2 separate regions of the Homo sapiens genome follow, and region 1 is linked to region 2. Evidence: read pairs that join two places in POLR2A ChIA-PET (ENCODE). Cell type or tissue: PC-9. All regions are shown on one strand. Links, peaks and the distances in the headings refer to the core of each region. The heading gives the core; the rest is flanking DNA.

Region 1 (4,392 bases), core at 320-4,319, 390 kb before region 2:
TAGAGATGGGGTTTCGCCATTTTGCCCAGGCTGGTCTCAAACTCCTGACCTCAAGTGATCCTCCTGCCTTGGCCTCCCAAAGTGCTGGGATTACAGGCGTGAGCCACCACGCCGGCCAACATGGGCAACATTTTAATTGCCCCCAAAAGCAGAAGGACTGCATTTTATAAGCTGTCTAGAAACATTACACAAAAAAATAGAAAAACAATCTGTCAAGGTGGCAGATTGCCTCATTTTTTTCAATTATGTTTATCTGACATGTTATAGAAATTAAATACCCACATCTCTGTTACACAAGTATCACACTATAAATTTTAAGAAAATATGAGGTGGGATAATCGCTTGAGCCTGGCAGGCAGAGGTTGCAGTGAGCCAAGATCATGCCACTGCACTCCAGCCTGGGCGACAGAGCAAGACCCTGTCTCAAAAAAAAAAATTTTTTTTTAAGAAAATGAACTAAAGATAAAGGTTTGGATAACATTCATCCACTACACTGGATTTAACTGAATTCATGGTTATATGTTACAACCTAATTAGTATGTTTCAGTTCTGGGATATGGTTTTTGCTACTCATAGCCTTCCAGCAATGAATGCTAAGTGAAGAAAGAGGACAAGCTCATTCTTGATTAGTCTGTCAGGACTGAAACTCTCTTTAATTTGACTTTATTTAAGCCTATCTTTTCGCCGCTCTTCATTTTCTGTCATAATATGGTGATTGGACTATCAGTCTTGTCACTCCTAGAGGATCTTGTCTTCATGTCTTTTAAGGGCCTTGCACATAGTAGACACTAGAAGACACTGATAGGTAAATGAGAGCATCAGTGCAAGAATTCCCAAGCAACAGACTTGGGAAGACAGCAGGGACTCCATCCATTGGGAGAACCATCTACTCTATATCTAGTACACCTAACATAATCCACTGATTCTCAACCTGTGTTTTACCCAGACTCATGTGAACAACACCCTCCTGTACACATTCCCTGGGCTATTAGAAACAACAGCTTACTAGCTGTTTTGCCACCTTTTTTTTTTTTGGAGACAGAGTCTCACTCTGTCGCCCAGGCTGCAGTGGTGCGATCTCTGCTCACTGCAACCTCCACCTCCGGGTTCAAGTGATCCTCCTGCCTCAGCCTTCCAAGTAGCTGGGACTACAGGCGTGTGCCACCACACCTGGCTAATTTTTTGGTTTTTAGTAGAGACAGGGTTTCACCATGTTGGCCAGGCTGGTCTCGAACTCCTGACCTCAGGTTATCCGCCCACCTCGGCCTCCCAAAGTGCTGGGATTACAGGCATAAGCCACCGCGCCTGGCCTCACCACCTCTTTTTTCCTCCCTTTCAGGAAAAAACATGTGAGTGCAAATGAGCATGATGAATGTTATTATAGGGATAAATATGAATTCATTCAAACTTACTCTTTTTTTAAAGTTTTTATATTTTATTTATTTATTTATTTTGAGAAAGAGTCTCACTCTGTCACCCAGGCTGGAGTGCCGTGGTGCAATCTTGGTTCACTGCAAACTCTGCCTCCTGGGTTCAAGTGATTCTCCTGCCTCAGCCTCCCGAGTAGCTGGGGTTATAAGCATGCACCACTACACCCAGCTAATTTTTATATTTTTAGTTGAGACAGGGTTTGGCCATGTTGGCCAGGCTGGTCTTGAACTGGAACTCCTAACCTCAGGTGATCCACTCGCCTCAGCCTCCTAAAGTGCTTGGATTACAGGTGTGAGCCACTGCACCTGACCAAACTTACTCGTTCACTTTTTTTTTTTTTTTTAGACGGAGTCGCACTCTGTCACCCAGGCTGGAGTGCAATGGCACGATCTCAGCTCACTGCAACCTCTGCCTCCCGGGTTCAAGCGATTCTCCTGCCTCAGCCTCTCCAGTAGCTGGGATTACAGGCACACACCACCATGCCCAACTAATTTTTGTATTTTTTAATAGAGATGGGGTTTCACCATGTTGGCCAGGCTGGTCTTGAACTCCTGACCTCAAATCATCTGCCTGCCTTGGCCTCCCAAAGTGCTGGGATTACAGGCATGAGCCACTGTGCCCGGCCTAAAACTTACTCTTTTAAAAAAGCAAACAATTCACAAAACTTGGTACTGAATGGTCAGTGGTAACTGTAGCCTGAGGGTGCAAAATGCCTTAGATGTTCACCTGCGCAGAACGAATCCGAGAAGGTAAAACTGGACTGTGCATCACCGCCCTCCAAATCACATAATACATTTGAGAACTAATTAAAATTAATCACTGGCATATAAGTATATACAGTATATTAGGTGAAGTACCTGCATTCTCCCTTTATTCTTAGGCAGAATCAGGGTGGCCATTGATGGGTCCAGGGGGGTGTCTTTGTCTCTTCTATTTAAATTTGTCTAAAATAAATGAACATATCCTCACTAAATTTTCCACTTGAGCAAGTGTGATTACAGTGAATATACATTATTCATTTGTTTCTTATTCATACATGTTGATTCATTGTGATATTCCCACATAAAAGGACAGGCAAAACATAATTCAAAGAAGGAAAAACAATTCAAAGGAGGAAAAGTGACTAATTTACTGAGTACCTACGATATGCCAGGTGCTTTACCCTTTCACACTAATTCACACAACTTTAGGATGTAGATATTATTACCTCAGTATTTCAGATGCAGAAACTTAGTAACCCCAGGGTGGTCAGATGACTCACAGAATATTAAATAGTGGGGCTGAAATTTGAACTCAAGGCAGACTTCAAAATGTATGTATGCTCTTGCCACCAGCTGTGCTCTGTGGGGATTCCCCAGTATTACACAGTGAGGCCTCATTATAGTATTCTTTTTTTTTTTTTTTTAAGACGGAGTTTCACTCTTGTTGCCCAGGCTGGAGTGCAATGGCGCAATCTTGGCTCACTGCAACCTCTGCCTCCCGGGTTCAAGCGATTCTCCTGCCTCAGCCTCCCAAGTAGCTGGGATTACAGGCATGCGCCACCATGCCCTGCTAATTTTGTCTTTTTAGTAGAGACAGGGTTTTTCCATGTTGGTCAGGCTGGTCTTGAACTCCCGACCTCAGGTGATCCGCCCGCCTCGGCCTCCCAAAGTGCTGGAATTACAGGCATGAGCCACCGTGCCCAGCCTATAGTACTCTTTTTTTCTGAGACAGTATCACTCTTGTCGCCCAGGCTGGTTGCAATGGCGCAATCTTGGCTCACGGCAACCTCCACCTCTTGAGTTCAAGCGATTCTCCTGCCTCAGACTCCCCAGTAGCTGGAATTACAGGCGCCTGCCACCACGCCTGGCTAATTTTTATATTTTTAGTGGAGACAGGGTTTCACCATGTTGGCTGGGCTGGTCTTGAACCCCTGACCTCAGGTGATCCACCCACTTCAGCCTCCCAAAGTGCTGGGATTACAGGCGTGAGTCACCGTGCCTGGGCAGCACTGTTAACCATAGGGTAGTGTTTCACATGAGGAGGGCCCATTTTGCACCCTATCCCCTAAGAATCAGCTACTAACTATTGTACCAAAACTGTTTTTTTATTTTTTTGGGACAAAGTCTCACTATGTCATCTAGGGTGGAGTGCAGTGGCAGGATCACAGCTCACTGTAACCTTAAACTCCTGGACTCAAGTGATTCTCCCACCTCAGCCTCCCAAGTAGCTAGGACTACAGGGGCAGGCTACCACATCCAGCTAAGTTTTTTTTTTTTTTTAAGACGGGGTTTCGCTCTATTGCCCAGGCTGGAGTGCAGTGGCGTGATCTCGGCTCACTGCAACCTCTGCCTCCCAGGTTCAAGTGATTGTCCTGCCTCAGCCTCCCGAGTAGCTGGGACTACAGCGATGCACCACCACGCCCAGCTAATTTTTTGTATTTTTAGTAGACACGGGGTTTCACTGTGTTAGCTAGGATGGTCTCAATCTCCTGACCTCGTGATCCGCCTGCCTCAGCCTCCCAAAGTGTTGGGATTGCAGGCATGAGCCACTGTGCCCAGCCCACATCCAGCTAAGTTTTAAAGTTTTTTGTAGAGATAGGATCTTGCTATGTTGCTCAGGCTGGTCTTGACCTCCTGGCCTGAAGTGATCCTCCCACCTTTGCCTCCCAAAGTGCTGGGATTACAGGTGTGAGCTACCGTACCTGACCTCAAAACCCACCTCCCACCTTTTTTTTTTTTTTTTTTAATTTTTAGCAAGGTCTTGCTCTGTCGCCCAGGCTGGGGTGCAGTGGTAGGATCACAGCTCACTGTAGCCTTGACCTCTCGGGCTCAAGCAATCCTCCTACCTCAGCCTCCCAAGTAGCTAAGACTATAAGCATGCGCCACCATGCACAGCTCATTTTTTTTCTTCTTTTTTTTTTTTCTAAGACAGAGTCTTGCTCTGTCACCCAAGCTGGGCGCAATCTCAGCTCACTGCAAC
Region 2 (4,392 bases), core at 219-4,218:
ATTATATATAAATATATAAAAATATAATATATATAAAATATATATAAAAATATATGATATATAATATATATAAATATATATGTATAAAATATATATTATATATTATATACTATATATTATATATAATATATAAAAAATATATATAAAATATATATATAACTTCACGGAAACTCTGAAGGAGAGGTCAAATATAATATTATATATTTTATATATATAATTTATATATATATAAAACTATATATATATATTTTTGAGAGACAGTCTTGCTGTGTTGCCCAGGCTGGAGTGCAGTGGTGTGATCTTGGCTCATTGCAACCTCTGCCTCCCAGGTTCAAGCGCTTCTCCTGCCTCAGCCTCCCAAGCAGCTGGGATTACAGGTGTGTGCCACCATGCCTGGATAATTTTTGTACTTTTAGTAGAGGCAGGGTTTCACCATGTTGGCCAGGCTGGTGTCGAACTCCTGACCTCATGATCCGCCCACCTTGACCTCCCAAAGGGCTGGGATTACAGGCATGAGCCACCGTGCCTGGCCAGGAAATTATATTTTTATGAGAAATATTCTGTTGTTTAAATTCTGGCACCTCGTTCTTTTTTTTTTTTTTTTTTTGAGACGAAGTTTCACTCTTGTCGCCCAGTCTGGAGTGCAGTGGCATGATCTCAGCTCACTGCAGCCTCTGCCTTCTAGGTTCAAGTAGTTCTCCTGGCTCAGCCTCCCGAGTAGCTGGGATTACAGGTGCCTGCCACCACGCCTGGCTAATTTTTGTATATTTAGTTGAGATGGGGGTTTCACCATGTTGGCCAGGCTGGTCTTGAACACCTGACCTCAGGTGATTTGCCCGCCTTGGCCTCCCAAAGTGCTGGGATTACAGGCGTGAGCCATGGCGCCCGGCCCTAGTTCACAAAATATATATGGCCAAACAAAACATGTCTGGGGCTAGACTTGGACAGGGGGCCCCATTGTGCAACCTCTTATATAGCAAATTAGAGTTTACCAGGAAGTTTCTGCCCTTCAGGCCCTCTGCTCTCACAGAAACTCTATGAAGGAGAGGTCATCTTGTCTATGTTTGTAAGAAGTCACATTGAGAGAAATGACATCTTAGCTCCTCTTATGTGCCAAGTAGTTTGTCTGCGTTATCTTCTTAGATTGGCTCCATCTCTCAGGTGAGGAAACAGACTTGGAAAGGTGAAGTGACTTGCCCACCTAGTTAGAAGCACATCATCTTCTGATTCCTGTCTCATTTCATTTCACCGCTTGTTTGCCCTCTCTGTGGTCTTGCCCACGGACTTGTAGTCCCTGATGTACGCCAGGCCTCTCACAGTGTGGCCCCCGGGATTCCCTTTTATGAAAAAAAGTTGAGCATGAGCTGTAAGTTAGAGTAGGTTTTAATTCTGTCCTACCACGGAGTCTGTTTTATATGAGAACAAGTTATTTAACTCCTCTGAGTGTTAATTTCCTCATTTTTTTCCTTTCTTTCTTTTTTTTTTTTTTAAAGGGCCAGTCCCCATTCTCACAGGGTGTTTGGAAGGAGTAACTGAAGGGGGGTATATAAAGCCGCTGGCAGCCAGGCATGGTGGCTCACGCCTGTAATCCCAGCACTTTGGGAGCCTGAGGCAGGCAGATTGCTTGAGTCTAGGAGTTCAAGACCAGCCTGGGCAAACATGGTGAAACCCTGTCTCTATAAAACATGCAAAAATTAGCCAGGCATAGTGGTGCATGCTTGTAATCCCAGCTACTTGGGTGGCTAAGGTGAGAGGATTACTTGAGCCAGGGAGGTTGAGACTGCAATGAGCTGTGATTGCGCCACTGCACTCCAGTTTGGGTGATGCAGTGAGATCCCATCTCTAAATAAAAAAAAAATAAATAAAGCCCCTAGCATGGTGCCTGGCACATGGTAGGCCCTCAAAAGATGACCCTCCAAAGTGGCCAGGACTCACCATGCATTCAGGGAATATGGATTCTTTTGGTGGCAGCAGGCTGCATTTTTGCCTGGCTGAATGCCTGCAAGCATGGGAACTTTTGATGCAACAGTAATCCTTGGGGTCTGAAAGGCCCCAAATCTCCCGCCAGATCTCTGAGGTTAACATCCAGTCAACCTTTTGCTTTTCATTCTTGGCCTCTTTCCTCCTCACCTCCACCAGTGTGACAGTCATATCCTCTCTATGTTTCTGGTAAGTTCTGGCCTTGAGGGCTGGTCTTATGACTGACAAGTGAAGAGCAGTGCCACCCTCTACTCCACATTCTCAGAAGCGTCTCTAGGTTCCATACTTTAAGGCAGGCTAGCTTCCAAGGCATACTGACAGACATCCCTGTGCAGTCCTGGGGGCACGAGGGTCCCATTCCACCCTGGGGCTTCAGGGTCAGGTGAGGAAGGTAGATCCCTGAAGTTGGGTCCAGAAAAGGCCACTGGGCTAGCCTGTCTCTCGTTCTGGTCACTGACCTCAGGATCCAGCAGGACGCTGCTAGCTTGCTTGGCTCAGCTCTGCGAGTGCTGGGAGCAATAAGCAGTGCTGAAAACGCGATGCATTTCAACCCAAAGCACTCTGATCCCTTTCCAGGCTTTGGGAGAATGTTTTTTCCAGCTCGGTTACTTGCTGGCATGCATAGGTCAATATACAAGGTGTTCTCAGAGAAGCCGGAGCTGAATGTTGACTTTTGTGCTCCCTGGGGTGTGTTCTGGGGAGGAAGTGGGTTTTCAGGTTGTGGTGCGTGTAGGATGTGGTCTGGGATGATTAGTATCACACACTGTGGATAAAGTTAACACGCATTGTGGAGCTTTTTTCCTCTTTTGTACTTTTGGGCGAAGGTGCCTCAAAAGCAGCTTTGTTTATCAAGGAGGTGCCCTTGATTCTGTATGCATTTTTAACATCTGAATAGAAGTTAGACGCACACATAATTGCTTTACTTGATGCAGTAAATACGTTTCAGCCAGATAATCCATAAGACCCTAGTTCAGATCCTGACTTTGATCCCTCTTAGTTGTGTGAGCTCTCACCAGTTTACTTGACCTCACTCTCTGAGCGTCAGATTCCTGAGTGTAAAATAGGTACAAAAACTCAGATTGTTGTAAGGTTTCAGTGAGTTGTTGCGTGTAAAGCATTTAGTATACAGTTCTTGTCACAATGTTTAGTAATGGCAGCTATTATCTTAACTATTAGAGCGGCAGTTTGGCGTGGCACTAATAATGATGATGGTGACAGTTTCACTGAGTGCTTACTACCTCAGCTATTCTTCCAAGTACTTTGCATCACTTAGCTCATTTAACCCTCACAATAAAGCGATAAGGTAGGTGCTGTTCTAATCTCTGTTTTACAGATGCTAAAACTCGGCAGCCAGGTGTGGTGGCTCATGCCCGTAATCCCAGCACTTTGGGAGGCCGAGGTAGGCGGATCATCTGAGGTCAGGAGTTCGAGACTAGCCTGGCCAAAATGGTGAAACCCCGTCTCTACTAAAATACAAAAGAATTAGCTGGGTGTAGTGGTGCATGCCTATAATCCCAGCTACTCAGGAGACAGAGGCAGGAGAATCGCTTGACTCCGGGAGGAGGAGGTTGCAGTGAGCCGAGATTGTGCTATAGCACTCCATTCTGGGCGACAAGAGCGAAACTCTGTCTCAAAACAAAACAAAACAAAACTCAGGCACAGAGAGGTTAAGTAACTTGCCCAAGGTAACCCAGCTCATAAATATGAAAAGAGCAGGGACTTTAGAGTCAGAAGACCTGGGTGGCACGCTTGCATGCCGTGTCCTGGTGGTGTGGCCTACCGCAGAGTGACTGACTCTGATTGCCTTCCCAACTGTAAAATGGTGCTAATGATACAGACCGCCCCCCATTGCCTGGTGTGGTGCGCGGCTGTGAGTGCTTAATAATAGGTGCTTAGGCATCATTTGCTAATTAACTGACTGTGTTAGGTTATTAGGAAGTTCCAGTGGGCTAATAAAAGCTCTGGGTAAACGTTAGTTGTTCTTTTAAATGTCCTGAGGTGCTTATGATTGGAGTTTAAACAGCACACCTGTTTTTCAGATTTCGGAACCACTTAAGAGAGGCACAGTGTAAAGAAGGTGGAGATGAGAATATCACCTTTACTCCTGATACAGTCTTGGAGAATGCAGCTTAGTTGTGGGGCAGCATTAGCTTTCTGATATGAAGCTGAGATTAGGTGGATGTACCAGGCCAGTCACGGGCAGCCTTGGGTACCCAGAGGCCTTCTCACGTGGGTCGAGGCAGGTGGTGGAGGTGGTGGCAGCGGTAGCCCCCATAATACTTCTAGGTGGAAGAACAGACCACCTGAGTGAGAGAAATCACTCCTGAGCCCTGGGGGAGAACTGTGTGGAGGGGCAGATGGGAGCCTGGAGTTTTGAGGGAAAAAAAACTTTCCTTTTGGAAGCCAGACGTA

The links. ChIA-PET counts read pairs that join two places held together with the same protein. Peaks named below come from ENCODE experiments on the same cell type or tissue, not always from the same donor. Only the 100,000 strongest peaks of a DNase experiment are listed, where the experiment ranks them.
Region 1: POLR2A ChIA-PET joins it to region 2 with 5 read pairs; 1 of 35 experiments calls an interaction of 5 or more read pairs at or near these places.

Annotation. Positions count from the first base shown.
Region 1 is chr11:47,660,738-47,665,129 of GRCh38, forward strand. It overlaps AGBL2 (AGBL carboxypeptidase 2), which reads right to left. Exons shown (of 19, transcript NM_024783.4): 18 at 2,289-2,375. Among named protein-coding and RNA genes, the nearest start is that of MTCH2, 20 kb to the left of the region's middle. In PC-9, for the core only: no CTCF peak of the experiment used is centred there; a DNase peak (open chromatin) is centred at 2,684; H3K27ac peaks cover 1,691 bases.
Region 2 is chr11:48,053,343-48,057,734 of GRCh38, forward strand. All of the region lies in intron 1 of PTPRJ (protein tyrosine phosphatase receptor type J), which reads left to right. Among named protein-coding and RNA genes, the nearest start is that of MIR3161, 41 kb to the right of the region's middle. RefSeq lists an enhancer at 2,983-3,484. In PC-9, for the core only: no CTCF peak of the experiment used is centred there; DNase peaks (open chromatin) are centred at 1,839, 2,129 and 2,639; H3K4me3 peaks cover 2,490 bases; H3K27ac peaks cover 3,965 bases.